4 separate regions of the Homo sapiens genome follow, and regions 1, 3 and 4 are each linked to region 2. Evidence: chromatin loops called from intact Hi-C (ENCODE). Cell type or tissue: mammary epithelial cell. All regions are shown on one strand.

Region 1 (8,000 bases), 87 kb before region 2:
GTGACTGAGGCTCAAGGTTAATGTCAACCGGAGATACTTACACCTGGAACATGAAGGGAGAGAGAAACAGAAATAAATAGAGATCTGAAGATAACAGAAAAGCAAGGAAATACCAGTAACTAGTGTCATATTACCTCCCTGCCAACTGAAGGGAAGTCCATTCGGATGATTAAAACATCTTAGGTATTCAATAGCTTATTTCTAGATAAATTATTTTTTATTTTAAAATACAAATAGAAACATAAAATAGACTAAAAACATGGTAATTAGTAAAGGTTCTTGTAACTGCCTTTGGATGTGTGAATTTGGTGAGGCTACAGGCTCCAGTGTTTCAGTCAAACCCTACTCTAGGGGTTGCTGGGAAGGTATTTTGTAGATGTCAGTCAATTCCGTAGTCAGTTGACTTTATTTGTTAAGGGAGATTATCCGAGATAATCTGGGGCAGCCCGATTCTGTCAGTTGAAGGATCTTAAAAGCAGAAATGAGGCTTCTCTGAAGAAATTCTGCCAGTGCATAGCAACTCCAGCCCCTTCTGGAGACTGCCCTGCAAATTTCAGACTAGCCTATCCAGCCCCATGGTTACATATCCAATTCCCTGCAATAAGCCTCTTAATATCTGTCTTCTACTGGTTCTGCTTCTCTGGTTGAACCCTGATACAGTTGTTAAAATGTTATTGTAATTAATGTATAAGGATGAATTAGTAGTATATTGTGCTGGTATAAAAGCTAGTACATTTAAGTGGTTTTAAATTTTTCCCTGTGTTCCCATTTACCTATGAACTTACACTGTCTCAGAGGAAGGACTCAGAAAATCATCTTGGTAAGCCCAAGTAAACTCTAAATGTAAATTCCATCTGAACAAATTATGAATGAGTGGAGTCTTAATAAAGTTGCAGAATGTTAAATGAGAGAGGAGAGAGTGAAAGATGCACCTTCTCTTTGATTTAAAGCATGTATTCACACACACACACACACACACACACATTTTAGAAGAGACCTACATGATTCCCATGTTTTCATTTATTCTAACAGCATTCACTGAATGCCAATGACATCCTGAACACCTTTCAGCTTTATGACTATATTAATCCTTTCTTGCACTGCTATAAAGAAATAGCTGAGACTGGGTGATTTATAAAGAAAAGAGGTTTAATTGGCTCACAGTTCTGCAGACTCTAGGAAGCAGTGTCTTCTGCCTCTGGGGAAGCCTCAGAAAACTTACAATCATGGCGGAAGGCAAAGGGGGAGCAAGCATTTCGCATGGTGGGGCAGGAGGGAGAGAGAGGGAGGGGAGGTGCCACACACTTTTAAATGACCAGATCTCACCGGAACGCACTCACTCTCAGGAGAACAGCACCAAAGGGGAAATTCACACCCATAAGTCAATCACCTCCCATTAGGCCCAGCCTCCAACATTGGGGATTACAAGTAAACATGAGATTAGGGTGGGGACACAGATCCAAACCAAATCAATGACTCTGCGTGTCATTCAACACCTCCACATCTCAGGTTCCTTCTCTGTAAAATAGGGTTACAAATTGTGCCAGCCTTGTAGGACCACAGTGATTGTTAAGTTAGTTAAGGTTTCCAAAGTGCTTAGAATAGTCTCACATGTGGTATGCAACATCTATTTTGTGGGCTGGGGAAGCTGGCAAGGACTTCACAGAGGAGGAGATGCTAGAAAGACTTGGATTGGGGAGGGAGCACGAGGTACTATCCTGAATCATGGGCAAACCGGTTGAGCGAAGCTTGGAGGCAGGAAGGAAGAAAGCTTGTGATAGTAACCCTAATTAAACCAGCCTGCCTGCCGTGAATGGTTCTTACTAGAATCCCCAGGAGAGAAGGTGAGGGCCAGATTTTGAACAAAGCAAAGCCTGGATTCTACCTCTAAACCACATATTCAAGTTAATCTTAAAAATGACAGTTCATGTTTTTCAAAAGGATTTTATGGTTAAACAAGTTTGGAAAACAGGGTTAAATAAAGACTAACAGGTTTCTTTCAAGCAGGATTTCCCCCAATGACCTTAATCTGCTAACACACTGCCAGAGGGGACCCACAGGCAGCAGTTCCCAAAATAGAGGACAGAATCCTCTGGCTTCAGAGCATCTCCCAGGAAAACTGTTCCGAGGTGCACACTCCTGCAAATGAAGCTTGTATTATCTATATTTTCTGCATTCTTGATGCTCTGGCATCTGGGGCCTTGCTGACAGGGGACAGACTGCCTCTCTGGGGGCTTGACAATTCTTAGAGATAGCAAACAACTCACCTGGGAGCCCATCCTTCATATGGAAACTAACAATCCAGAGCCAACACCCACCACATCTTCCACCTGGCACACATACCCCGGAGACAATGTTCATCTGCGCTCATCATCCAAGAGCCAGGTACCGGACAACTAGGGACAGCCTCTCTAGCCCAGAACCCACTGAAATTATTCAGGCTTACCAATCCTAAGCCTGCCTAGCCTTGCCTTTCCTGTGGAAGCCACAATAAAACTTCCTGCCCACACTCTGCCCCACCTCTCTCCTGCCTCCCGACACACCCTGGTGCTTCCTCGTGGGGCCCAGCAGGACACTTGCCCCCTCCTCTTGGGAACTGTTAGTAACAAACTGTCTTTTCCATACCAATCATCTCCCAACCTGTTGGCCTTACCATAGCTCAGTAACAATAAAACTACAATTTAAAATACTGGTGTTGGCAAGAAAGGACTTTCAAAGACGTTTAAGCAAAAGAGTAACATCATTATGTTTTAGAAATATTCATCTCACACATCCTCTCTATACTACATTTTGAATTCTCAGAGCATTGTTAGAGCCCCAGGAAGCCCAATACCAAACTGAAATGTTAATGGAGAGACACAGAGGGGTCTGGGAAGCCTGAACCCCCACATATATGGGAGAAGTCCTGCTAAATGTGATGAGACTTTGGGAGTACAGCATGTCTGAAAGAGGGCTGTCCCGTTAACCCACCTTGGATACCCTGTAGCCAGCTGTAGTTTCTCCACTGTGTTTAGGTGATTCTAGAGGTCAGAGGTCATCAGAACTTGTGATTCACCTGCAGCTTTGCAAATGGAGGTACCCCAAGGACTTGCAAGACAAATCCTACCTCTGAGCACTTCATTGCCTCATTTTTCTTATCAGCAATCTAAGGAGGTTGAGGTTGACTCACTTTGTAAAATACCTTCTGGCTCTGAAATTCTGTGATTCCTATTTTCTCTACAGAGCTACTAATTCCAGCAAATTTTATAATCCTATAAAAATCACTCTAAGTCACAAATATCAGGATTGCTGTAAAACTTTTCTATGTCCTTTTGTTCTTTTCTATGTGATGCCAGTTCTCCAAAGGGCACTTCTCTTTTGTGAGTTACAATTACCCCTACTATTTATTGTGAGCCAATTAAAATAAATACTGTACTTTGGAAAAGGAAATGTACTTTTTTTCCTACACCCATGCCAACCTTCATTCCACACCTTGCCCCATCATTTAATCAACTGTGATTTTTATCTACAGTTGGAAAAGACATCAGGGAATTAATGACTCACCGCCCAACCAGAGCTCTTTTAGGTCAAGAGGGCACAGGCTGCGGCCCCCCCTCCTCCCCCATGCAAAAGAGCACTTGGCAGAACCCTGAATGGGAACTGCAGTGAAAAAAAATAAGGAAATGAATCACTGGGCTTGACCAAGACTTACTAGCTCTGTCTCCAAATGAAGAAACAATGACAAAACTGCTGGTTGTCTGATAAACAAATTAGAGCCAAGAGTGGGAGACAGAAAGATTTTAGCTGTTATCTTCTAAAGGGAGAAGTTTGCAACCTGCTGGAAGGTGCTTCTCTGGACTTCCATGAAAACCAGCTGTCTGTCATTTGATCTCTGTGTGGATCTCAGGTTTCTCATATATAAAATGTCAGTTTGGAGACAAATGGTATTTCAAATTAAATGTCTTCTTTAGTCATTAAATGTGGAGCTCGATACTGAATCCTTTGACCATGCTCTTTTTTCAATACAGAAGATAGATGCCCAGGTATTACCGGATTGTAACAAAGCTACCAAAGAAGTATGATCATTGCTTAAAGAAATATTTGTGCAAAGCGGGGAAAATAGCCTTACAGTCAGGAGCATTAATCCCACCTAAGCCAGCCAAAATTAGAATGCTTGACAGCACAATTTGAAGGAGAAGGAAATGAGCAAAGAAGATGACGACTGACATTTAGGTTGGCCAGTGGGTTATTAGTCATAATAAAGAAAGGCAAAAACAATAATAAAGTAGAAAAGATTTGCCCCATTAGTCAGCAGTGTAAAGAAGCAGGTGTAAATGATAGCACTGAACATTGGAAGATGTGGACCATGCCGGAGAAATTGTCCCTGCGGAAGCATTCAACTGTTGTAGTCAAACAATGTTGTAATTATTCTTACACTCTTGTAGGCCCATCACTATATATATTTATTCAATATTTATTTATTGAACATCTACTTATATATAACTACCTTAATCACTTTAGTACCTATGGAGACGAATAATTTCTGCATTTAAGAACTTTTCTGGCTAGGCATGGTGGCTCATGCCTGTAATCTCAGCACTTTGGGGGGCTAAGGTGGATCGCCTGAGGTCAGGAGTTCAAGACCAGCCTGGCCAACATGGAGAAACCCCGTCTCTACGAAAAATACAAAAATTAACTGGGCGTGGTGGCGGGCACCTGTAATCCCAGCTACTCGGGAGGCTAAGGCAGAAGAATTGCTTGAACATGGGAGGCAGAGGTTGCAGTGAGCCGAGGTCATGCCACTGCACTCCAGCCTGGGTGAAAGAGTGAGACTCTGTCTCAAAAGAAAAAAAAAAGAACTTTTCTGTTACGTAAGGGCAACAGCTAATGATAACCCACTATAAGTACTATTGCACTGATAAATAAAAAGAACAATGAGCAAAAATATTCTTACCAAAAATCTTATGCTCAAGGTGAGATTAAAGCTTGCTTCAAAGAACGGATAAGATTTTAACAGGCATGTTGAGAGGAAAACTATTCTAGGAAGATTAAACAGAAAGAGCAAAGGTATTCCTTAAAATGGTTTACAAAACCCTTCCAAAGTTGACCCCACCACTCACAGTGCCTCATTGTCTGTAATCCCAGCACTTTGGGAGGCTAAGGTGGGAGGACTGCTTGAGCCTGGGAGGTCGAGGCTACAGTGAGCCATAATCTCACCACTGTACTTCAGCCTGGGTGGCAGAACAAGAATCTGTCTCAGACACACAAAAAAAGCTGATCCCCACTTAAATTTCCTGCTTATAATTCTCCCCACTCACCAAACTTCCTGCATCCTCCTATTTGTCATGTTTTCTGAAACCTCAGGACCAGAAACAGTTTTTTCCTAAACTTCTATACCTAGAAAACTCCTGATTTCCACTAGAATAGAAAGTAATTATTTCAGGCTTTGAAGACTATGCGGTCTGACTCACAACTATTCAATTTTGCTGTTATGCTGTGAAAATAGCCATGAACAATATTTAAATGAATGAGCAGGCCGTGTTGCAATATAACTTTATTTACAAAAACAGGAAGAGGATTGGATTTGGCCCACAGGTCATAGTTTGCTAACCCCTGCTATGGTGCAACATCACTCTCTCCTGGAAGGGAATGATGTTTTTAGTCCCAAGAAATATATGGAATGCAACTGTCTCATGTACTATTGGTTGTTTAATTGAAATTCAAATTTAACTGAGCGTCCTGTGTTCTATCTGGCAATCCTAATAAATGTCCATCAGAACTTCCTGTCTTCATAACAGCAATGCCAAAAATCCTAAGCGCTCAATTTCTGGTAAAACGTGTGTCTCTCGCTTTTCTCCAGCGGACGTTTCCCCCATCCCTTCATCTTCAATTCCCATTCCCCCAGACTCTCTCCCCTCTACAAGTTTGTTAATTGTTTTTAGAGAATGAGAAAGTAATTTTCATTTCTTTAATGAGTGTTTAAAGAATTAAGGAACGTTTGTCATGGCAGATACAGAAAATAACAGTCTCAAGATTCTCTCATTCCCTGGGTTTTATACCGTTGTATTAATCTAAAAGCTACCCATTTCATCATCTCCTTTTAATTCTCCCTGATGATTCAGGAGCTGTACTGCCTGTGGTTGGATTTGCTGCGATAACTTATCTCCATAGGACAGGAATTTATGAACTGGTTGCATTTAGATTGGAGCTGTTTTCAAGAGTCTCCTGAGCTGACCTTTTAGAGTAAACCTCTAATCTCCAATGCAGAATTAAAGACTCTGCTTCTTATGAAAGAAATCACAGGCACCAGCTACTCTTGAAGAATGTTTTCTTGTTGTGGGAGGTGGGGAGTGGGGCAGGAGTTAGCAACTGAGTGGAGAGGAATCTTAGAACCCGCGGGCTCTGCCGGCCGCAGCTGTCTCGGCACCTTTTTTCTCAGTCACTGGGGTCACAGCTCTTTCCTCTGTGTCCTCCTCTTCTTCAGGTAACTCACCCTCTGCCCTCCTAGCTGTTCACACTAACATACACCATTTATATTCTAAGGGAGCATTAGTGTGTGTTTTTAATGATTAACTGCTCTAACACAGGTGCCTTCTGGCCGCTTCCACCCAAAACCTCCTTCAGCTGAGACCCTGCGAAGTCTTTCTGCCCCTCCTATGGTCGGGGTCATAGCAGTGACAATATGGCTCTGGTGTGGGAGGTGGCAGGGGAGACTTAGGGTCAACCCTGCTCTAAATCACTGTCATCTTCAACTGCAGAATATAACTAATACTGAAACCCACAGACCACAGAGAAGAAACACCCACACTTCCAACTCAGATTATAAAGCACAAACCCTTCTGTCTCATCTCCCACGTGCCTCCCGCCTCACCTATCCATAAGCTGCCCTTCATGCTGCTGGAAGAATATTCTTTCTGAAACATCAATGCTCACCTGTCTCTCCTGTGCCCAGGACCAGCCCTGGTATCTAGGGGCTGCAGGGCAGAATCCAGGCTTGCCTTCACAGTCTCCTCCTTTGGGCATCTCTACTATCCCAGCCTCGTTCTTCAGTGCAATCCACAGTCAGCTTCACACGGCTGTGCGATCCTCAAGCGTGAGTGTGTTTTCTGTGCCACTCACTCTTTCATCCATTCAGTCAACAGATATTAACTGAATATCTGACTTAAGCCAGGCGCAGTGAAACACACTGGGGATAAACTGGTGGAATGAACTTACAGTCCATTGACGGATGAAGAGAACTGAACAGGGTCAGACAGAGTGATGAGAGCCCAGGGAGCACATAGGAGGAACAATTCAGAGAGGGAAGGACGTTCTGGATTTTTCTTTGCCACATCAGGCAACTCTGTGTGTGTGTGTGTGTGTGTGTGTGTGTGTGTGTGTGTGTGTGTGTAACTCTATACTTGTAATGTGGAGTCATCCCAGCAAAGATGCCTGACTGAGGTCTCCCTATTTTTATTTGTGTCCTCTTGTGTTCCTTACTTTATCACTGCCATTTTGCCTATTACCATTAAATTGTTTTACAAAGAACAATACACCTATTCTCCAGATTAACCCCCAAAACAAATTTAAATACATTGCACCTAGCCAGCTGCAAAATCCCTATTTCTACTTGGGTCTGGGAATTATAGTATCCACCAATAACAGTACAAACAGATCGCTGACATTTGTACTACAGATGGTAATTTGACACATTTATTGCTCTCAGACCAAAGATATTCCTGGAGGAATTAATTTTAATTTCTTTCTAGCTATTTTTTTATTACCAATAGACAATTACTTAGATAGCATCTTGAGTAAACGCACCCCTTGTATCCTAAGCATCCTTTTTAGCCAACTCAATGGATGAGCAAACACATTGCCTCCTCTGATAAGTGTGTTGCCTTTAGATCCCAGCATCACGATCCATCTCTCAGACCTGCAGGAAATGAGATGCTATCACGTCAAGTATTTGCTTTATTTGTCTGGGGAAAATTAGCTCTTCAATTTCAAGCTTAAGGGTCCTGGGCAGAGTCGTGTTCTAG
Region 2 (8,000 bases):
AAAGAGGGGGTGTTTAAATGTTACCGTTAAAAAAATAATTATTGGTTACTTATTGTAGTGTAGCCAGAGAATGTGGGTTTCATATTTTGTAATTTTTAGAATCTGCTGAGATATTCTTTTTCTTTGAGACAGAGTTTCTCTCGTTGCCCGGGCTGGAGTGCAATGGTGCGATCTCGGCTCACTGCAACCTCTGCCTCCCAGGTTCAAGTGATTCTCCTGCCTCAGCCTCCTGAGTAGCTGGGATTACACGCACCTGCCACCACGCCCGGCTAATTTTTTTGTATTTTTAGTAGAGATGGAGTTTCTCCATGTTGAACAGGCTGGTCTCAAACTCCCGACTTCAGGTGATCCGCCCACCTCAGCCTCCCAAAATGCTAGGATTACAGGCATGAGCCACCGCACCCGGCCTGAGATATTCTTAAAGTCCTAAGATATGATCAGTTCTTTACGTCTTCCAAATGTTTATATTAAATATATATATGAATATGTTTTAAAATACCTGTTAATTACATTATTCAATTCTTGTAATAATAAACACTTGCATAGTATTCACTCTGGGCCAGGTGCCGTTTCAGAAATTTTAGATAAATTAACTCTTAAGTGAGAGCCCTCTGAGGCTGGAGCTGTTACTACTACCGCAATAAACTTAATCAGTAAAGTTAAGGCAGTGAGAAGCTAAATGGCACTGCTAGTAAGTGGCAAGGCAAGGGTTTACACTCAGGCAGTGTTATTTATATTCTAAAGGCCATGTGGCTTATGTAGACTTTATTTCAAGCCACTTACGTTATTTTGAAAGAGTTATAGCATGCCATATTAACAAACAAAAAGTTTTATTTGCTGACAACCCTAGCTAACTCTCAATGCTTAACATATTTATGATATTTCTCTCCTCTGCTACTTCTAGTTACTCCATTTTTGCTTACTTTGTAGAAGTTGTTTGACAATATTGCTGACATTTAAGTATTCTTGTATATTTCTTTATATTGGTGATTTCCTTATTTCGTTTTTTCTCCTTTGCTGCCTTTTTATTCTAAAGGTTTAAGAGTCAAAAAATGACTAGATTGCCTTAATTACAATGGTTTGAATGAGTTAGTTTGGTTTTCTTTTTAAATCTGTGTTCTCTTTATATCCTAGCCTAGTTTCTGGGAGGTGCAAGGCACTGAGTGACTCATTGGGACCTGCTGAGTCATTAGAGAGAGTGCCTGAGGGACAGAGGCCAGACTGCAACTTAAGCTATCTGGAATCTTACCTCTGCTGTCTTACTGGCTGTCTACATGGGGCTACATTTTAACTATGGCTTACAGGTAATCATTTAATGTCATGTCCTTTCTATCTTTCCCCCTCTAAAGTGGTAGTAATCATCCTTTATCTCTCCATCTCTCCACCAGGATATTGCAAAGATTAATTATTATTAAAAACAAAATGAAATTATCAATCCCTTCAGGAATATGTTTGCTGTATTAATATAAGAAACTATTTTCATGGTTTCCTTGATTTTTATAGCTGTGCTTATTGTGCCCCTTCTCAATGAAGGAGATATTCCAAATTTCTCCCAGACAGAAACTGATTTAAAATCGATTCAGTGGCTGAAGAACCCTGTAATTGTCCCAGCGGGTTCTTACTCTGCCAGGTAAATATTTCCAAGAACTAACATGCTAAGTTTGAGACTGGTTATTCATAATATAACTGTTAAGAGTTGTATTGTCTTTGAGTTTCTTTGGGGTTACCTTTCTTGAATCCCTATGATTTTGTGCATCCCACTCATCTGTGTCAGTGTATGTTCTTCAAGACTGAGGGATACGAGACCTGGCAGGAACAACCTACTTGCTAAGGAAGGACATTCAATGTGTACTTAATAAGATGTTCAGAGGTAGATTTTCCCAGACTGGTCATGGGTCCCATGCTCTTTCTTTCCTTCCACTCCAAATCTGCAGCATGTTTAGTTTTTGTCTTTAAGTTTCATGATTCATGGCCACCCAATCATTGCCACACTTCTAGACAGCAAGTCTTTACCTGACCCTGTACACGTCAGGAGTGGAGAGACTGCAAAGATGGCAAGAGAAAACTCTTCTCCCAGGCCTGTCTCCTTTCATCCAGGAATGAAAATCTCTCTCAGTCTTACATCTATTGAATCTCATGGGCTTTCTGGCTCTGCAAGGGTGGCTGGAAAAAATGAGTATCTTGCTTTTTCAGCATCTATATTGAGAGGCAGGCAAGGAAAAGGTGGATGAAGACCAATTAACCGAAGTGTCTGTTACAACTAACAAATTCTTTTTCTCTTTTCCTCTCTTCTACTCCACAGAAATCATTGCCTGTCAACAGCCTCCACCCCCACCTCCCCACCCCCACTCTTGGGAATGGACTCTGACAAACTCACCATCAGGAAAGTTGATGTTTCCCATCTAGGATGGAAGAATGGGATTCTGAACTTTGTCACTGTTTCTGAAACGTCATCAGCTCCTGTAATTGCATGGTTGGGACAGATCTATTTAAATTGCTTTGAAGTTTTCCCAGGAAATTCCCACAAAATTGTGCAACCCAAGGAATTGAGGTGGAAAAAATGGCACTGGCATCAATTTGCTTCTCACCACGACCTTGTGAAGGAGGCAGGTAGCCACTCATATTTATGATTTAAAAAATGAGGGATCAACAATTAAAGGGGTAACAGTTCTAGGTGCTTGGACTATTAGTTTTATCAAAAACACAGTCGGTATAGGTTCATTGACAGCTGGCATTCATCATCTGAAATTAGATCCCCCTTTGAAATTATTCTTTCTCTCATTTTCCTTGCTTTTACATAGAAGTTTTTTCTTTTTTTTTTCTGTAAATAGTTAGATAATGGCATGGGATGACACTGCAAATAGGCAATATACCATACAATCAATTCCATGTATTAATTCCAGAACAGTTTCCTCATTAATGGAAATACAGGATGCATTCTGGTATCATTATTGTTGACATTTCTCTTTGCTTTTATTATATTCAATAAAATATTGTATTCAACAGCTTACCTCAGAGAGAAGTTTGATGAGATTTGATTGTCCTTTAGTTTTATCTTTATCACCAAGACAGGACCCAAAACCTGTCTTCCTCCTAGTGTGGCAGGGCTGTTGCAATGAAGCACACAGACAACAAACACATCTTTCTAAAGCTCTCCTTCATCTGAAAGTAAAGATGACAACTTGATATGAATAAAACCCATAGAATTTTGGAAAATTTTGATGTTTCTCAATCTGCACTCTCTGATTGGGATTGATTTAACTGAGAGTAACAGAAACGTTGACGCTGCTTAAACAAATAAGAGGTTTATTTATCTTGCAAACACTATGAAGGTATTCATTTCAGGGCCCAGTGCAGCTGCTCCAGGGCCAGCTCATTTGACCTTTCAGCTTTTCTGTCCTGCATGTGTAACTGCTGAGCATCGGAGAGTTACATTAGCAAGCCAGGAGAAGAAGAAGAAAGATGAAGAAGGGAGGATAAGTGGCTATAGCAGGAAGTGGAACATTTCCAGAAACCCCAATAAATGTATATCTTGCCTGAACTACATCTCACAACCATCTTTAGCTGCAAGAGAGTCTGGTAACTGTAGTTTTTTCACTGGGCACACTGCCATTCCTGTAAAAATTACAATTTTCTTAATGAGGACGAAATAGAGACATGATGTTGCCTCAGCAACTAGCAGTGTACACCACACCCATCATCGCCAGGCAAAGTGTAGTGTCATGATTTCATTTGTTAGTCATCACTTTCAACATCTATTGCCATAGTAAACATAAGCCAAAATGATTAGATATCAAAAACTGATCTACCATATTATTTTGTTTTTCCAATAAGTAATAGCAGCCTTACTCATTCACCTTTGAGAAGAAGTTTATTTTATAGGCACAATTTTACATGTATTTCTATTTTGGGGTGTGGGAGTAAGTAAAGATCTGTGTCTTTGTTTGGGCTGCTGTAACCCAAAGCCATACACTAGGTAGCTTATAAACAACAGAAATTTCTTTCTAATAGTTCTGGAGGCTGGGAAGTCCAAGATCAAGGCACCAGAAATCTGGTGTCCATTGAGAACCCACTTCTTGCTTCATAGATGGCACCTTCTCTAGGGGCCAATGAGCTCTCGGGGGCCTGTTTCATAAGGGTGCTAATCCCATTCATGAAGGCAAAGCCCTCATGACCTAATTACCTCTCAAAGGCCCCATTTCCTAATACCATCACTTTGGGTATTAGGATTTCATCTTTTGAGTTTTGGAAGGTGTTAAACATTCAGTCCATTTGGATAGTAAAGTGAGCTTGAGAGGGACAAAACTCACTGGATTGTCAAAGGGGTCTTGGATTCACCTTGGGACTGCTGTGTTTCCCTGCTACACTGTCTGAGCACCTTGGCTTTACCCTTTAGAACCAAGGCCCCTCAACCCTGACTAAACCTGGAAACAATTTGAACTCAAGGCTGAAAAACAGCTTCTGAGTCAATGGGTGGCCTATTTTGGGCTCTGCCTGACTTAGCTGTCTGGCTGTGTCTGTAGGAACACTCTTGATGGCGTCATAGGCAACAAGTCAATGGTGTATTTAAACAGAGCTGGAGAAGTGCTCTATGCACTGCCTGGTTACATCATGACTCCAAGGCTCTTATCCCAGGAACTTAAATGAAATGGGCATACCAAACCGATGGACTCATTGTGGACTCAGCCTATTGCAACTATGTTACAAATTTGAACTTTTTTTTCCTTCTAGTTTTTTTTTCCTTCAAATCTTTTATTCTTTTCCTCTATTTAGGTTTTGTCTTAGAAATCTTATTAGAAATTTCAAGTTGGAAAGACTTTAAAAAGACCTTTTCCAGCTCCCCACCTGCAGGAATCCTAGGGCACCACATCCACATTTTTCAAATGTGGACACCTAAAGCTGAGACAATCATTATCTCACAAATCTGCCAGTTTTGAGTAACATGTAAGAAAGGTATTTCTTATTATTACACTGATAGCTTCAACTGGAAGATTTCATAATCTCATACCCACAGGGAAACTCTAAAATCCTATTTAACAAAATGACCAAAAAACCTGACGCACTGAGTGGGTATTACATTGCTGGCTCATCCCTTTTGCATCAGCTTTATTAATTCAGAATTATGGGATAGCTTAAGAGTCTCTATTAGAAAATTTGGAGAACTGTGTAAGAAGCATAGCAACAATTCTGTGTAAAACCTGAAGGTTTTCATGGGGTGTGAAAAAGAAAAAACTGAACAGTGTCATGTGCGTTTCTGTCACCTTTAAAATTAAATTGTCCTATGAGGACATACATCCTTATAGGGATCACTGAACATATTCTTCCTCATTTTCAACAGTGAAACAGGTTGTATCTCCTCCCTTCCTTTCTTCTTTCTAAGGCTTATGAGAATTTCAAGGAGGAGCGGTTAATCAATTTGATTTGGGATAAGGAGAGAAGACATTGTGAGATAAGGCTTGAATTACCTTTGGAGAATGAGTATTGAGTGTCTGGTTGGGTGGGATGGGAAAGATTGAATAAAGACAGATGAATAAATGCAATAATTTTTCTTGACTCTGCTTGGGTGGCTAAGTCATGATTACTCAAGCCACTATTATGCAAAGTAAATATGCAGCCTACAGGCAGCCACTAGTGTTCATACTTCTTTATCCCTTACTTTGGGGAAGGCAAAGCATTTGTTACTATTGACTCTGTATCTGCTGGTTTGAATCCACAGAGCTAGAGGCCTTTCAGGGGCTTGAACATCGCTAGATTTTTGTATCCACAGGTGGTGGTTGGGGGTGGGGAGGGTAGAGGGTGGTCCTAGAACCAATCCCCTGCAGATACCCAGGGACGCCTATATATTCACCTTGTGACCTAGTGTAATTAAATCCTAGTGTCCCTGGATGCCACCATACTAGACCCATGAAACCGAGTGAGAGATCCGGAAAAACCCTTATATCCTTATCTGTGCTTCCTAGAGCTTTCTTGGTGTGGGGAAATCCATTGCTTGTGATTACAAAGTGAGTCTTCCTTTTCAATTTAATTTTTGTTTTTGAGATGGAGTCTCGCTCTTTCGCCCAGTTTGGAGAGCAGTGGCGCAATCTCGGCTCACTGCAACCTCTGCCTCCCGGGTTCAAGTGATTCTCTTGCCTCAGCCTTCTGAGTAGCTGGGATTACAGGTGCACAACACCATGCCTGGCTAGTTTTCGTATTTTTAGTACAGACGGGGTTTCACCATGTTGCTCAGGCTTGTCTCGAACTCCTGACCTTGTGATCTGCCCACCTCAGCCTCCCAAAGTGTTGGGATTACAGGCATGAGCCACTGTGCCTGGCTCAATTTAATATTTACCCTGTTTGTAAGCCATAGTTAACCAAGGACAGGATTTGACAGCCCACAGTTCTCTCTAGGCAAGACAATTGGCCCTATTCATAAACCCTGATCTAGCAAGCTCTGCTTGGCTCTTACTATGGAAGGGAGCCTTTCCCTCCTACGACTCCTCCAAAACTGGTCAAGGTGAGACTGCCTGGTATTAAGGAGGGAAGAATATAGGCTGGCATTAAAGTGTTCTAGGAATCTGGCTACAAAACTCAGCTGTGCTCCGAGATGAATGCCCACCCAGATATTCACTATTATTGGTTCTTTGCCAGCATCAGTCCTGGGACACTCCCAGGGGTCTCTGGATTTGACTTCTGTAATCAAATCTTAACAAGCAAAAGGTCCTTTTCACTCTCAAATCCACTGGTTGTTTCCTGGGGTTTATGACTGATCTTCCTACTAGGACTGAATTATGTAACGTCATAAACCAACACTTCTCCATCCAATCTGCCGTTTCCACAAAGGAACACAAAGACCCTATGGAACCATAAAGTCTCACAGGTGAAGGTCTAGGAAAACTGTCCTGGAAAATTCCAACATGAGGGGGAGCCTGACTAGAGCCGCAAGGGTCAAAGCAGCTGTAAATCCATCAGCAAAATGAGCCATACACAAAGGGAAGGAAGAGAAGAGTCACATTTTGCTAAAAAGAGGATTCAAAAGGTTAGGTAATCCCAAAACTAGAAACTGAAATACAAAAAAAGTTAAAAGAATTAAACAACCATTAAAACAACAACAACAACAATGAATTGTAAATGAAGCTGAAGATTTGAAAGCAGAAAAGCCACTAGGCCAAAACAGCAGACATGAAAGCTAAATTCAACAGAAATAAAGGTTAAACTATTTTTGATCCAGAAAGCTGAAAGCCTAGGAAAAGCATAAGTAAAATCTGTGAGGCTTAAAAAAAAAAAAAAAAGGTAAAAATTTAAAGGTGGGAGTAAAAAAAAAATTGGCTATAGCAAACAAAATTACGTTATTATTGAAGTTCTGACGCAGGGCCAGTATTTTCTGTGTTATCTGGCAGCCTAGCAGCAGGTCTTTCATCTTCTGAGAGCGTCTGCCTGCTCTCACCCTCGCCCTCCTCACAGGTGGCCTTTCAGGACCACGAGCAACTACAGGGAACACAGCTTGGCCTCAACAAACTTCCCTGTTCCTCTATCTTGTTAAATGAATACCCCTAGAGAAGAGGTAGATGAATATGAAACATTTTCTAAAAAAGTTAAAAGTCTGTTTACCTGGTAATGGTGTACGTTTGTGAAGTCTGTTCTTTTGCACAATTCTTGATCCCACGATAATCTCATAGTATTTCGTTAGCACCATCATCAGCAAAGTATGACGTTATCATCACAGATTCCAAATTGGGTTTCACTGAAGTGAAAATTTGTGATACATTCTAAACAAGATCAGTTTAAAATTCATCTTTGAATTAGCCATGGTTTTTTTAAAAAAGAATTTGTTTACAAAGTATTCAAACAAAATAAAGTGGGTGTTTAATCCCAGATTTAAGAACTCTGACACAATTAAATACAGTGGATATAAGAACTCTTTCTTATCTATGAAAAAATTTCTAAATGACCCCTATATACACTTTAATGACCTGGTTGTATTTCAATGAAATATTAACAGTGATATGCTTTTTTAATGT
Region 3 (8,000 bases), 49 kb before region 2:
CCAAAGAGAGATGCCAGGCTCTTTTAAACCACCAGCTCTCCCGTGAACTAACAGAGTAAGAACTCACTTATTACCAGGGGGAAGACACCAAGCCATCTGTGAGGGACCCACCCCTCTAACCAAACACTTCCCACCAGGCCCCACCTCCAACACTGGGGATGACATTTTAACACGAGCTTTTGAGGGGACGAACATTCAAGCTATATAATCACCATTATACACAAGCTTACCTGGAACCCAATATACTGACTGGGTCACATAAAGAATATGTATAGGAATTAAGATTGTTCAACCTAAAAAAGGAAGACCTAATGGTGGGGTGCTGAAAGTAGAAAGCCTGTTAAATGAATAGAGGAAAGATTTCAGATCAGCAGGGCAGACAGTAAGAACTTTACACTGGTAAGGATTGTTGGCAATGAGAGTGATAAATCTTTCAATGAGGGAGAGACTGAGGTCACCAGGAGTGTCCAGAGAATAAATGATCACTACGGGGAATGCTGCAAATGTCCTCACAACACTCAGTAGAAAAGTGGATGCAATCAAATTGGCAAATTCTGAATTTCACAAAACCCTGGGGACTGACCTTAAGTCACCAGCATTTTATGTTTGCACAGTAAGTACATTTACAAAATGAATCACAAAATGATATACAATTATCACCATTTCACTAAATATAGATATTTTAGCACCAGAACTTCAGCTCAGAATAATGGACTGTCCTCTAAATTGTCCTCCGAATAGAAATAATTTGATTTGATTGTTGTCATCCAACCATAAATTGGTAAAAATTTGTTCACTGTGGCAGACACTCTTCTACAGTGTGACATGAACTCTCCTCCCATAGAGTGGCAGGGTCTGTGTTCTTTGCGTTCAGCCTGAATAGAGCTTTATGACTGTCTTTACCAATAAAGCATGGCTCAATGGAGGCTCTATGACTTCTGAGTCTAGGTCATTAAAAAAAAAAAAAAAAAAAAAAAGATTTGGTAAACACTAGGCTTGATGACCTCTCATTCCTCCAAGCCCAAAAGGTCATAATTCACTCACAGATCGCCTATTGCAGATCTGAAATGGTGATTCTGGTGTTCACAAATCCCTCAAAGATTTGACGACATTAATCAGCCCTCCTGACTGATTCCTGTGATGATCAATCCATTGAGATACTTTTGGCTGTAAATACAGTTAGCCCTCCATATTCTTGGGTTCTGCATCCACAGATTCAAACAACCACAGATCAAAAATATTTGCGAAAGAAAATGCATGGTTGTGACAGTACTGAACATGTACAGACTTTTTTTCCTTAATCATTATTCCGTAACAATACAGTATAACAACTATTTACATAGCAATTATATTGTATTAGGCATTGTAAATAATCTAAAGATGATTTAAAGTATACAGGAGGATGTGCGTAGGTTGTTATGTGCAAATACTGCACCATTTTATACCAGGGACTTGAGCATCTGCGGATTTTGGAATCCGAGGGAGGTCCTGAAACCAATCCCCCGTGGATACTGACAGACAAATAAATATAAAATAAATCCTAATTAAAAATAACTTTGGCCGGGTGTGGTGGCTCACACCTTATAATCCCAGCACTTTGGGAGGCTGAGGTGAGCAGATCACCTGAGGTTAGGAGTTCAAGACCAGCCTGACCAAGATGGAGAAACCCCGTCTCTCCTAAAAATACAAAATTAGCCGGGCATGGTGGTGTATGCCTGTAATCCCAGGTACACGGGAGGCTGAGGCAGGAGAATCCTTGAACCAGGGAGGCAGAGGTTGCGGTGAGCCAAGATCGCACCATTGCACTCCAGCCTGGGCAACAAGAGCGAAACTTTGTCTCAAAAAAAAAAATAATAATAATAATAATAAAATAACTTTAAGTGAATCGTATTATCTCACCTAACAAAAAGTCCTATTATGTGACATAAAAATAGGTGGGGTAGTGGGTTGCAGAATGGTTTTATTAAACAAATCCACAGCAACTTCAAGGACTCAGATTCTCTCCACCATTCTGTTGGGTCATTACCAGCTGTGTTTATTTTTTGACCCAAAGACTCCTCCTCTCAACTCCCCCAGAACTGCCATGAGCCTGTTCCCCAGAGACAATGTGATCATTATCATTACAGCTGACTTAGACTCACCAGGACTTATGCTTGGGGGAAATAGGATCACTGTCCCTGAGAGCCTGGCCATGGATAGGAAAAAAGGCCCTGATCACATTGGGGTTCTAGTACAAAAGAAGAACTTCCTTGAAGGCAAGGAAGAAGAAAAGAAGGGCAATGGCTTCTCCACAGTCGAAAGGAATTCCCTTAAGTTTAAGGATTACTTCTCATTCAGTATGGCACTGTGAAAAGTGCTCCTCTCAAGGGGTCGGACAGAACTGTGTTCAAAACCCAAATCAAGCTGGGCGCAGTGGTTCATGCCTATAATCCCACCACTTCGGGAGGCTGAGGCAGGAAGATCCTTTGAGCCCAGAAATTCGAGAGCAGCCCGGGCAATATAGTGAAACCCCATGTCCGCAAAAAATAAAACATTGCCGGGTGTGGTTGTCCACATGTCTAGTCCCAGCTATGCGAGAGGTTGAGGCAGGAGGATCACTTGAGCCTGGGAAGCTGAGGTATTGAAACCGCCTTTGCAAAATTATGACTGAGACACTGAGACACTGAAAGAGATCTAACTTAACTGACTCCACCTTGCTTCTAACCTCCAAGCTGTCCTTGTTCATTCCTGGGTGTAGGCTGAACTAACTTTGGGAGAAATTTAGTTTATAGTTTAAACAAAGACGGTAGCAGCCCTTTCCTAAAGCAGACCTCCTTCTTGTGTGGGGACAAGATTGTAAGACTAACATTAGCCACAAGATTAGAAATTATGGTTTCGAAGCCATGCAGCTGGAGGCTACAAGATTCTGACCCTCCCTAAACTGCTCCTAAGATCAGTGCTTGAGATATTTTGCAGACACTGCACTTGATGGATCAGCTGGCACCACCCAGATCAATAAACTGGCTCATCTGATCTTGTGCCCCTCTGCCCCACCCAGGAACTGACTCAGCGCAAGAAGACAGCTCCAACTCCCTGTGGTTTCATCTCTGACCAATCAGCACTCCTGGCTCACTGGCTTTCCCCCATCCACCAAGTTATCCTTAAAAACTCTGCTCCCCGAATGCTCAGGGAGACTGATCTGAGTAATAATAACACTCCAGTCTTCTGCACAGCCAGCTCTGCATGAATTACTCTTTCTCTATTGCAATTCCCCTGGCTTGATGAATCAGCTCTGTCTAGGCAGCGGGCAAGGTGAGCCCCTTGGGTGGTTACAGTTGCAGTGAGTCATGATTGTACCACTGCATTCCAGCCTGGGCGACAGAGTGAGACCTTGTCTTGAGAAAAAAAAAAAAAATCCCAAATCAGCCACTTAATGAAAAGGCTCATTCTCCTCACATGCAAAGCAGGGATAACAATAACCACTTCCCATGTGCACATCAGGACTCACTGAGGAGCCAGGGTTACCGGCATCCACTGCCTGCTGATTATGCTGGGGTGTTGCCTGCAGGGAAGTGCTTTACATGCATCGGCCCAGAGACTCCCCACATCATGCAGGAGGTAGGCGCTTTGTTCTTTTCTTTTTTTTCTTCTTTTTTTTTTTTTTTTTTTTTTTTTGAGACGGAGTCTCGCTCTGTTACCAGGCTGGAGGCTGGAGTGCAGTGGCACGATCTCGGCTCACTGCAAGCTCCGCCCCCCCGGGTTCAAGCGATTCTCCTGCCTCAGCCTCCCGAGTAGCTGGGATTACAGGTGCCTGCCACCATGCCCAGCTAATTTTTGTATTTTTAATAGAGACGGGGTTTCACCATGTTGGCCAGGATGGTCTTGATCTCCTCACCTCGTGATCTGCCCACCTCGGCCTCCCAAAGTGCTGGGATTACAGGCATGAGCCACAGCACTCCGCCTGGTGCTTTGTTAGTTTCATACTGCAGATAGTAATCCGAGGTTTGGAGAAGTAATACAAGGCTTGCTGAAGGTCACACAGAGCAAGGACAGAATTCATTCTGACTCCAGAGCCCATGCAATGTCCAGGAGCCCCCACCGTGCCACCTTTTGAATGCTCATCTGTCTGCACTGCACGCAATGCACTGCCCTGGCCATCTAGGCTCGAGGTATCTAAACCATGAGAGAGAGACTGAAAGAGAAACGGCAGCACATCGTCAAGGAGTCAATTCCATTTTAAAACACTGACTGTGTGTGACAGCAAGGTTGGACAGCTCCATGGGGACACAGAGGGCCTCAGACACACGCCTGCCCTCCTAGATCTTCATTTAATTCTATGAGTGGCCATGGACAGATGGCATAAACAATTTTATATCTAAAAACTTCAAAGCTAATATTGTCTGAGATTCATATTGTGAATATATATCCTCATTTTTACAGAGAAATCCTGAGGCTCAAAGACACTGAATGACCTGCTGCTTCACACACAGGTGGTCAGTGTTGCCAAAGACCAGGACGAGCAGTCCAGGCAGCTGTCACATTTCCAACATGTGGAAAGCCTCGCCAAAGCATGAGCTCTGCTGTCTCCCTTCCATGCAGCGAGGCCACACGAGGCGGACGCAGATTTGTTCCAGCAGCTTCACCAGGGAATAAACAGCAGGCATAGGTACAAATAAATAAACCTCAGGCTTGAGATCCTCTCTTTATCCAAAATCAAACTCCAATTCTTTTCTTTCCTTTCTTCCCTGGGGCCATCTTGGTGTCGCCCATCTGCCTGGGCCAGAGGCCCGTACTTGTTCCTGCATTGCCAGGCCATTTGGTAACACGAGGAGCTGATGCCCCTTTCCCTCCTGTTGTTTTTTGTTTTTTGTGTTTTTTTTTTGTTTTTTTTTTTTTTGAGACAGAGTCTCATTCTGTCACCCAGGCTGGAGTGCAGTGGCACGATCTTGGCTCACTGCAACCTCCACCTCCCAGGCTCAAGCGATTTTCCTGCCTCAGCCTCCCGAGTATCTGGGATTACAGGCGTGCACCATCACTCCTGGCTAATTTTGTATTCTTAATAGAGATGGGGTTTCACCATGTGGGCCAGGCTGGTCTGGAACTCCTGAACTCAAACCATCCACCCGCCGCCTCGGCCTCTCAAAATGCTGGGATTACAGGCGTGAGCCACCGCGCCTGGCCTCTCCTGTTGTACCTTGTCAACCCCAGTTGCTGCTAAGCTAGCCTGTCTGTTTCTTCACTGTTTTCTTTACTTATGTCTGCTCTTCTAAACGTAGACAAACTTTTATATTTTATTTTCCTCCCCAGTTGTAAATAGCAGAATCTGGACAAGAACTCAATATTTCTATTTCAGATTACACACTCTTTCTATATTACTATGAAGCTTCAAGATATTTTATGCGGCTTTTGTAAGAAACATAATCCTACTAACATTGACTGAGTACCAGGCCCTCTGCTAGGAGGCAGGGAAACTGCATACAGCAACTCCAGCACCATCCAGCCTCGAGGGCGAGGCAGACTCGTAAGTGGGTGATCATAACAGCGAGTGCTAAATGATATATTGGGAAAATCACAGAATACTGTCGCAACACCCAGGGTGTGCTCTCACCCATCTTGAGAATGAGGAAGAGTTAACCCAGAACAAAGAAAGGGTAGTTGATGTTTAGTGTTTGGGCAGATGTATTCCAAGCAAAGGGAACATTATTGGTAAAAGAAGAAAGGGGATTGAGAGCCCAGAGTCTTCGGAGAGCTGTAAATATTCTGTCAAGGCACAGAAGCGAAGTTTGGAGTTTATGCTACCGACAATGGGAATCTCTAAAAGGAGTTCAGAAAGATCTGAAAATAGACTCAAAGATTTCTTCAACAAAAGGAGATGGGTGTCTGAAAATGATGAAGATGTGGTCCCTGACTCCAAAGAGCTCATCACCTACTGGGAGAGACAGATATGTAAACAAATCATTACAGAACAATTTGTTTCATTCTAAATGTAGCACACAAAAAGAGCTGGGGACAGTGAAGAGGAAGCCGTCAGCGCTGCCTGCGGAGAAGAAAGGAAGGCTTTGTGTAGGTGACAACTGAGCAAGATGACAGATGAGTGGGCGGAAACCAGTCCTAGCAGAAGGGGTGGACCCTTGGGGCGGGACCAGGAAGGGCACCTCCAATTCATTACCCAAGATTAAATGAATGGAACATTCGCCGTACTCTTTAAATTTCAAGAATTTCTTTTCTTTCTTTCTTTCTTTTTTGAGACGGAATTTTGCTCTTGTCGCCCAGGCTGGAGTGCAATGGCGCAATCTCGGCTCACCGCAACCTCCGCCTCCTGGTTCAAGCTATTCTTCTGCCTCAGTCTCCCGAGTAGCTGGGATTGCAGGCATGAGCCACCACGCCCGGCTAATTTTGTATTTTTAGTAGAGATGAGGTTTCTCCATGTTGGTCAGGCTGGTCTCAAACTCCTGAACTCAGGTGATCCGCCCGCCTTAGTCTCCCAAAGTGCTGGGATTACAGGCGTGAACCACCATGCCCGACCTAAATTTCAAGAATTTCTATTGCAACTCCTTTGCCTCAGGAATTTGTCCCCTTCCTAGTGGAGATAGTGAATGTTAAACTGTAACCTACATATCTCTTCTCAAGGATTTTGAATGTTTGTTTGTACAGAGAACACTCCATCTGGTATATCCCAGAAACAAAAGGAGCTTTTCAGTAAGATTTTCAGTGCACGGAAGCCGTGTTCATTTCTAGAGACTGCATTCTCAGAAGCTTTTCGCCCTAAGCACAAAATCAGAGGCAAGTAGGAGGAGTGGGGCTGCACCTGAGTGCAGCATTGCTGTACCCATCCTGTTTCCCAGACAAGCAGATTCAAAAATCAAGTGTCTTATTCACTGGGGTTAGAAAGAATCTATTTTTTTCCTTTGGCAGCATCAAACATCAGAAATAATTCCACTGAAAAGAATATTATACCTAATGTATTCTACTTAAAGTCCAACAAATACATTAAGAGCAGAAAATTGTAGGATACAAGATTCTCAAATTTTCAGTAATACAGCTCAATATCAGTACACAAGGTGAGGCCTTATGGACTGAAGGGTTGTGTCCACCCAAAATTCATATGTTGAAGCCCTAACCCCCCACTGCGATGGTATGAGGAGGTGAAGCCCCTGGAAGATGATTAGGTCATGAGAGAGAAGCCCTTGTCAATGGGACTAGTGACCTTGCCAAAGGGACCCTAAAGAGCTCTTATGCCCTCCTTCCTCTTGTGAGTGCACAACTAGCCGGCAAGCCAGAAGAGGACCCTTATCAGAACCTGACATTGCTGCACCCCAATCTCAGAATTCCAGCCTCCAAAATCGGAGAAATATATTTCTATTGTTTATAAACCACGCTGGGGTACTTTGTTGTAGCAGCCAAAACTGACTAAGATGAGAGGCCAAAAAAGGTGCTTTCCCTATTAACAGCACGACTCTGCCCGTGCTTACAAAGAACTGTGGTTGAAATGGATTCAGCTTTACAACATCTGCAGAAGGCTAAGTTACGTGCGGCAGTAGTGGTGGAAATGTTGAACTAGGAACTGTATTAAGGGGTTGAAAGTAAAGGGATGAGCCATAATTTATTCAGGAAAACGCAAATAAAAGTAGTGGAAATAGCAATATTCATGAAAAGATAATATGGCGTTTAATTTAAAAAGTCAGAGAGTGACTTGGTAATGATAAAAAAAAAGCCATGAAAAAAATATTATCGTGATGAACCTTTAGGTACTAAATAGCATAGTGGTAAATATATATGACAAAAACTCTGGTCTGGCCTGGTGGCTCACGCCTGTAATCCTAACATTTTGGGAGGCCGAGGTGGGTGGATCACTTGGGGCCAGGAGTTCGAGACCAGCCTGGCCAATATGGTGAAACCCCATCTCTACTAAAAATACAAAAATGAGCCAGGTGTGGTGGCACATGCCTGTAATCCCAGCTACTTGGGAGGTTGAGGTGGGAGAATCGCTTGAATCTGGGAGGCGGAGGTTGCAGTAAGCT
Region 4 (8,000 bases), 100 kb before region 2:
GTTGCAGTACTAGGCAGTACTAAGTAGATCAGTGTTTCAGAGAGGCTGGAGACATACCAGTCTTTTCAATAAATCTGAGAAAATTGGTCATCCATATGGAAAATATTGTATCCCTCACTTACATCATATAAAGAAATAATTCAAAGCCTACTAAAATGCCAGGCATGAAAATCAAATCCATTAAAACATTTAAAAGAATTATAAGAGCAAGATTTTATGACTATGGTAGAAAATGATTTTTCAAACAAGATTTCTTTAAAACAACAAATGATAAAAAAGGTGTATTTGACAACATAAAAAATTTTTAAAACTTTCATGAAACAAAAGACACCACAAACAAAGTGAAAATAAAAGCACAAACTGGTACAAAAGATTTGCAATACTTAAAGAAAGGCAAGCGTTGGCCAGGTGCGGTGGCTCACGCCTATAATCCCAGCACTTTGGGAGGCTGAGGTAGGGGGCTAATCCAAGGTCAGGAGCTTGAGACAAGCCTGGCCAACATGGTGAAACCCCATCTCTACAAAAAAAAAATATATATATATGTATATATATGCAAGGCCAGGCCTGGTGGTGGGTGCCTGTAATCCCAGCTACTTGGGAGGCTGAGGCAGGAGAATCACTTGAACCTGGGAGGCGGAGGTTGCAGTGAGCCGAGATTGCACCACTACACTCTAACCTGGGCAATAACAGAGTGAGATTCCATCTCAAAAAATATATATATATATGCAATACTTAAAGAGAGTGTCCAGAATCCACAAAGGGTGATACATAAATAAGAAAGAGATAAACTATCCAATATAAAGAGAGATGGGGGTACAAACCCACAGTTCACAGATAGGAAACAGAGTCAAGAAACATTTGACAAGATGCTCAATTTCACTAGTAATATGAAAAATAATAGTTAAATGGAATACTGAAATTAAACCACTTTGTATCCATCAGAGAAGCAAAAAATCCGAACTCTAATAACAATAAGCATTGACAAAGACATGGACAAACTTCATTTATTTCAAGAGGAAAGACCATGGTTACAACCACTCTGGAGAACAATTGGGTAAGATCTCATAAAGTTAAAGGTATACTCAGAAATTCCAAAACACTCAGAAATTCTACCTCTAGGCCTAGACCACGGAGAAATTCTTGCATATGTAGACCAGAAGATACATACAGCTCATAGCTCTGTTGTTTATGATGATGGCAAAGCATAACCATCCTAAAAATCCATCAACAATCAAATAGATAAATAGATTTTTTAATTAACACAGGGCAATTACTATGTTTCAGGAATGTTCTATTTTTTTTTGTTGTTTTGTTTTGTTTTTGTTTTTTTGTGTTTTTTTTTTTGAGACGGAGTCTCGCTCTGTCGCCCAGGCCGGACTGCGGACTGCAGTGGCGCAATCTCGGCTCACTGCAAGCTCCGCTTCCCGGGTTCACGCCATTCTCCTGCCTCAGCCTCCCGAGTAGCTGGGACTACAGGCGCCCGCCACCGCGCCCGGCTAATTTTTTGTATTTTTAGTAGAGACGGGGTTTCACCTTGTTAGCCAGGATGGTCTCGATCTCCTGACCTCATGATCCACCCGCCTCGGCCTCCCAAAGTGCTGGGATTACAGGCGTGAGCCACCGCGCCTGGCCAGGAATGTTCTATTGTAAGAACGTTAAAAATATTAAATTATTTGACTTTCAAAAGAACTCTATAAGATAGATAGGTTTTTATGAATTTTAATACTTCCACTATTTTTAGTGATTATTTTCCCCATTTTATAGATTAGGATATGAAGACACACAGAAATAAGCCCAAGGTCACTCAGCTGATTAGAAATAAAGTCATGCAGTGGAACACTACAGAACAAAGGAAAGGAATGAAATAAAATTATATGTAGCATTATGGATAAATATCAAACCGTGAGAAAAAGTAGGTTGTAGACTGATACAGTAACATACCATTACATTAGTCTGAAAGATGCAAATCAATACTGCATGAGTTTCCTAGGGCTGCCATCACAAATAAGCATGAACTGGGTAGCTGACAACAGAAATGTATCCTCTCACCCTTTTGGAGGCCGGAAGTTGGAATCCAAGGGACCATCAGGGCAGCACTCCTTCAAAGGCCCTAGGGGTTCCTGCCTGGCCCTTTCCAGCTTCCGGTGGCTCCAGGACGTCCTCGGCTTGTGGCCGTATCACTCCAGTCTCTGCCTCCATCTTCACATGGTCTTCTCTTTTCTGTCTTGTAAGGACACTTGTTGGATTTAGGGTCCACCGGATGGTGGAGGATCATGTCTTTTCTATATCCACCAAGACACTTCCCAAATAAGGGCACACTCACAGGTTGCAGAGGGTCAGGATGTGGACATACCCTTTGGGAGGACAAGCATTCAACCCTCTACAAATATTGGCGGTAATTTACAGGTATTTACCTAAGTAATGAAAAGCCATTTTAAAAAAATCTCATGGAAATAATAAACACTAAACCCTCCCCTGGGAAAGAAAGGAGAGAGAGAGTAACAGGAGAGGAAGGTATTACAGAGGGGGTAAGTGTCTCTGTAATTTGTTCTCATTTAAATCCTGGAGCAAATATGGCATTTTAAATCTACAGTTAATATAGCAACATGTTGAGCTTTGATAGGGCTGAGGGGCACACACACACCTGTTGGCCATGATTTTCTCTGAAATTTTCTTTTTCTTTTTTTTTTTTTTTTTTTTTTTGTGACAGAGTCTCGCTCTGTTGCCCAGGCTGAAGTGCAGTGGTGTGATCTCGGTTCACTGCAGCCTCCATCTCCCGGCTTCAAGTGATTCTCTTTCCTCAGCCTCCGAGTAGCTGGGATTACAGGTGCCTGACACCGTGTCTGGCTAACTTTTGTATTTTTAGTAGAGACAGGGTTTCACCATGTTAGCCAGGCTAGTCTCGAACTCCTGACCTCAGGTGATCCACCCACCTTGACCTCTCAAAGTGCTGGGATTACAGGTGTGAGCCACTGTGCCTGGCTGATTTTCTCTGTAACTTTTTATAATTAAGAAATATTTCATAATGAAACAATGCAAAGATGTCCTCTGCCTTAACTCTATCATGGTATTTGGAAGAGTTACTTTTGACAGGTCCTTGTTGAACCTTGTCTGCAAGCTGTTATTAAACATCTATGGTATTATCCACTACTTCTCTCAGTCCTATTTGAATCGGCTCCAAGTCAGAGTTCCTCCGTGCTTTCCTAACTCACCTCTTAACATATACAGCCTTTCCTCTCCACCATTTAGTTTGCTTTAGATGTTTTTTTTTCTTATTAAGAACACCACTGCTCCAATAATGATGAACTGATTTCCAAATGTCAAAGACTAATCCAACACAGAAATATCAAAGCAAAGACTGCAGATAAGCAACATGGCTTCCTCGTGATGTTTGCTGTGCTTCTAGAAAACAACTTTTCTCATGAGTCTTTTAAATCATGTTTTATCTTTACAATAATGAGTACTCTTGCCTTCTTTGAGAACATCCTCACCTCTCCCAGAGAAGTAGCATCAGCAAATTGATGGGCTGAGACTTATTTCTCCTGGGGTGACCTGCCAATAGCAGAATCATTAGCACAGTCCCCTCTAAAGCACTACTTTTTTTCAATATTCTTTTAAAATTCTCCAGCCAAAAATGATGGGAATCATGATTATTCCTGGCCACTGCCATCTCTAAAGTGGAGTTACTCTTCTTTCTATACCCAGCCATATAAAATTAAGACAATCCACTGAAATATAATTACTCATGTTTTGAAAAATAAACAGCTAAAGTAAAGCTACAGCAGTTTTAGTAATGTGCTGTTTTATTTTAGGTGATGGGAAAACCAAAAGTTATACAACTATTTATGAGGTTCAATGATGAAAGTAACACATTATTTAAAAAATTAATCTGAGTAATCATGATAGTATGGAATTTAAAATTAGAGGCAGGGTGAGGTGGCTCACGCTTGTTATCCCAGCACTTCGGGAGGCCGAGGTGGGCAGATCACTTGAGGTCAGGAGTTTGAGACCAGCCTGGCCAACATGGCCAAACCATGTCTTTACTAAAAATATAAAAATTAGCTGTGCATGGTGGCACTCACCTGTAATCTCAGCTACTCGGGAGGCTAAGGCAGGAGAATCATTTGAACTCTGGCAGTGGAGGTTGCAGTGAGCTGAGATCACGCCACTGCACTCCAGCCTGGGTGACAGAGCAAGATTCTGTCTCAAAAAAAAAAAAAAAAAGAAAGAAAGAAAAAGAAAAGAAACGAATTTAGAATTTAGAATCAGAAGACTTTAATTCCTGGTTCTTCCAGTGATCAGCTGTGTGACATTGGACAAGTTAGTTCCGTAAACCTCAATGTGCAACGTTGGGCTAATGAAGTAGCTACCTGATAAGATTGAAATAGATATTAAAAAATAATAAATAGGCATTCCATATATCATAGCTCAGGCTGCCATACAAAATATCATAGACAGGGTGACTTAAACAACAAAAATGTATTTCTCACAGTTCTGTAAGCTGGAAGTCCAAGATCAAGGTGGCCACAAGGTGGTTTCATTCCGAGACCAATTCTCTTGGCCAGCAGATGGCAGCCTTCTCGCTGTGGGCTCACATGGCCTCTTATATGCCTGTGGGGAAAGAGAGAGGGCTCTCCAGTGTCTCTTGGTGTAAGGATACTGTATCTATCCAGAGCCCCACCCTTCTGACCTCATTTAACCTTATTTACCTCCTTATAGGCCCTATCTTCAATTATAGTCACAGTTGGGGGTTAAGACTTCAACATATCAATTTGGGGGAGACACAGTTCAGTCTGTAATACCTAGGTAATATTAGTATCAGATATTTTAAGGCAGCCACAGGACTGGGCGCAGTGGCCTGTAATCCCAGCACTTTGGGAGGCCGAGGCGGGCAGATCACCTGAGGTAGGGAGCTCAAGACCAGCCTGACCAACACGGAGAAACCCCGTCTCTACTAAAAATACAAAATTAGCCAGGCGTGGTGGCGCATGCCTGTAATCTCAGCTACTAGGGAGGCAGAGGCAGGAGAATCGCTTGAACCCGGGAGGTAGAGGTTGTGGTGAGCTGAGATTGTGCCATTGCACTCCAGCCTGGACAACAAGAGCAAAACTCCATTTCAAAAAAAAAAAAAAAAAGGCAGCCACAGTACTTCTTCCATGCGTGTTTGTTGTTTTTTATTGGCCTGACAGAAAAACCCATGAGAAATAAAAATGAAATGCTAAGCTCCTCAACTCACTGAATGGACCCCCTCTTGGTCCAGGGGACCCCAGAGTAACCTTGGAAACTGAGTTCTTGACCATGATGGAATGGGGTCAGACACACCTCAATGTGCCCTTCCCCTGCTGGCCACCATTAAGCTTTCTTCCCTAAGAGCAAAACAGAAACCAGTCTTTCAAATGATTCCACCGCTATTGACCAACCTGACACTGCCCACCCCTCCTTTTTGCCTGATAAGAGACCACGGACCATGGAGTCTACAAGGAATGTGCAGTTGGAATTTTTGTGTCCTCTGGTTCACCTTTTGAAGTCAGAAGGCCAAACACTCCACTCTCCGATCATGCTAACATGGCCATTTTCTGAACATGGATCCCTTGGAGAAGCAGGAAGCTTTATTGCTCATGCACATGTTTCCTCTTTCACAAAGATTCATGACTTCTCCTGTAGCTTATTAAACACATATATTCAGCCACTTCGTTCAGCATATATTCCTGTTCCTGTTGCCCCTCCCTCAAAATGTCTGTTTCTGGCTTCCCACCCTGTCAGATGGCCACCCTGCAGGCTGCAACCCTTTCCAAATTTATAAGCCTTGTCATTCTTCAGTTGACAACCATAATCCCTATGGCATAACTTGCACTGCATGAAAATTATATTGATAGGTGTAACCAAAATAAATAACTTTATTAAGTTATGTAATTAGAGGTATGTGGAATTTTTCACTCTGCTTTCTCATGAAACAAAGCATAATCATTTCAACGCTCCTACAAAATAGTTACAATCACCACTGTCATGTCTTAATGTTTTACAGTTGGAATAGTAAAAACTATGTCCCTGTAATATACTAAAAAGTTTTAAGTGCTTACCTAAGAATATCCTTTAATGAAAGATGTTTGTTCAGGTTTCTGCCTCAGCCTCTGAGTAGCTGGGATTAGAGGCACCCGCCACCACGCCCGCCTAATTTTTGTATTTTTAGTAGAGACGAGGTTTCACCATGTTGGCCATGCTAATCTCAAACTCCTGACCTCAGGTGATCTGCCTACCTCGGCCTCCCAAAGTGCTGGGATTACAGGTATGAGCCACTGTACCTGGCCCATTGTACCATTTTCTTACTATGAAGATGTTTATTTTTATTTGAACTTCCTGGGCAATAAAAATAATGTTACAGTTTTAAACACTGCTATATATATTTATATATTATACTTTTTGAAAAGGCAATGAATGACAGATCACATCAGTTTATACTTTTACCATATGAGCTGCCATTTCCTGATACCCTCACAAATACTGGTCATTATTGTTCCTTTTTACTCTCTGCCAAATTGGCAAGTGGAAAATTACTTAACATTGCCTTTCTTTGGTTTCTATTGAGTTCAACTTTTTTTTTTTTTTTTTTTTTTTAAGACGGAGTCTTGCTCTGTTGCCAGACTGCAGTGCAGTGGCACGATCTCGGCTCACTGCAACCTCCACCTCCCGGGTTCAAGCAATTCTCCTGCCTCAACTTCCCAAGTAGCCGGGTCTACAGGCACCCGCCACCAAGTCTGGCTAATTTTTGTATTTTTAGTAGAGACAGGGTTTCACCATGTTGGCCAAGATGGTCTTGATCTCTTGTCCTCATGATCTGCCTGCCTTGGCCTCCCAGAGTGCTGGGATAACAGGCGTAAACCACCGTGCCTGACCTGAGTTCAACTTTTTTCACACTTCTTGTTGTCCACCCAAGGTTTCATTTGTACAATACATATCTCTGATTAGTAGGGTTTTGTTAAGTACATGATGATATCTGCAATCTTGGGAAAGGGACTTTATGGGAGGTAACTTCACTATTCCTAAAACCTCCCAACTTGATTCTTCTTATTCTCAAAATATTATTAAATCCCACACTGACCCTGCACTGCGGCATCCTGAGAAAACTCCACCTGCACCCTCTGGGTGTGACACAATTCCTACATTCCATTGTCAGGCAGATAGTGAAGATTACTTAGTACTAGGTGGGGGGATGTTTTGTAGGAATTCCTGGGCTTCAGTTTAATCCAATGTTGAATGCCAGACCCTCCAAGGTGACACTTCCTCTTTCATCATGTGGACTTTTCATCCTTAAATCTTCTTCTAGCGTGTTGCTGTGTAATCCTCCTTGACTGAATAAACAGTTAGGACTGTATTTCTCAACTCAGGGAGAATTCCTATTGCCTCATGTCTGGATTTGTCAGAAGTCTCACCCAGCCTATTATAATCAATCTTTATTTTAGAAGCTGTTCTTTTTTCTTTTTTTCCCCCACAGGCTTAATTCACTTTATTTTTTGTGTATAAAACCCTGTGTTGTAGCCACAGCTGGAGCCTGGGTCCTCTGCACGGAGACTCTGGGTCGGCCTTGACCAGGTGTGGTCAGTGAATTCCTGATAGGAAGACTTGGTGAATACAGGCTCCTTCCAAAGGTCGGGGGGTCAGGTAGCTGTAGGTCTTAGAGCTGTAAGGTCAAAGATGGCCTTGGCGCAGTTGCCCAGGGTGGCAGTGCAGCCCCTGGCTGAGGTGTAGCAGACATCCATACCAGCCATCATGAGCAGCTTCTTGGGCACAGGCGCCGAGACGGTGCCAGTGCCCCTGGGCGTGGGGATGAAGCCGACCAGCACAGAGCCGCAGTGGCCTGTCACCTTGCAAGGGACGGTGTGGGGCTTGCCGATCTTGTTCCCCCAGTAGCCTCTGCGCACGGGGACAATGGAGAGCTTGGCCAGGATAATGGCCCCGCGGATGGCAGTGGCCACCTCTTTGGAGCACTTAACACGCAGACC

What was found. Hi-C counts contacts between places; a loop is a spot of excess contacts. Peaks named below come from ENCODE experiments on the same cell type or tissue, not always from the same donor. Only the 100,000 strongest peaks of a DNase experiment are listed, where the experiment ranks them.
Region 1: it touches region 2 in a loop (5-fold over the local background); 10 of 110 quality-filtered maps call a loop at or near these places.
Region 3: a loop joins it to region 2, with 8 times the contacts of the local background. A loop is called at or near these places in 6 of 110 quality-filtered maps.
Region 4: a loop joins it to region 2, with 8 times the contacts of the local background. A loop is called at or near these places in 9 of 110 quality-filtered maps.

The regions. Positions count from the first base shown.
Region 1 is chr18:70,417,880-70,425,879 of GRCh38, reverse strand. No RefSeq gene overlaps it. Among named protein-coding and RNA genes, the nearest start is that of LINC01910, 37 kb to the right of the region's middle. In mammary epithelial cell, no CTCF peak of the experiment used is centred here; DNase peaks (open chromatin) are centred at 1,719, 3,139, 3,609 and 4,209; H3K27ac peaks cover 2,749 bases.
Region 2 is chr18:70,330,518-70,338,517 of GRCh38, reverse strand. LINC01909 (long intergenic non-protein coding RNA 1909) reads right to left here and starts at 3,079. Exons shown (of 4, transcript NR_126336.1): 1 at 3,012-3,079; 2 at 2,378-2,460; 3 at 2,014-2,196. It overlaps LIVAR (liver cell viability associated lncRNA), which reads left to right and starts at 338. Exons shown (of 2, transcript NR_146458.1): 1 at 338-1,304; 2 at 2,303-3,010. RefSeq lists enhancers at 1,091-1,385, 474-1,673. In mammary epithelial cell, CTCF peaks have their summits at 4,880 and 5,623; DNase peaks (open chromatin) are centred at 1,177, 1,977, 3,697 and 4,567; H3K27ac peaks cover 5,676 bases.
Region 3 is chr18:70,379,762-70,387,761 of GRCh38, reverse strand. LINC01910 (long intergenic non-protein coding RNA 1910) reads left to right here and starts at 3,171. Exons shown (of 3, transcript NR_110764.1): 1 at 3,171-3,291; 2 at 4,420-4,645; 3 at 5,333-7,622. RefSeq lists an enhancer at 2,572-3,771. In mammary epithelial cell, no CTCF peak of the experiment used is centred here; a DNase peak (open chromatin) is centred at 3,301; H3K27ac peaks cover 2,904 bases.
Region 4 is chr18:70,430,651-70,438,650 of GRCh38, reverse strand. It overlaps the pseudogene RPS2P6. Among named protein-coding and RNA genes, the nearest start is that of LINC01910, 50 kb to the right of the region's middle. In mammary epithelial cell, a CTCF peak has its summit at 4,561 (motif pointing right); DNase peaks (open chromatin) are centred at 4,570 and 7,340; H3K27ac peaks cover 245 bases.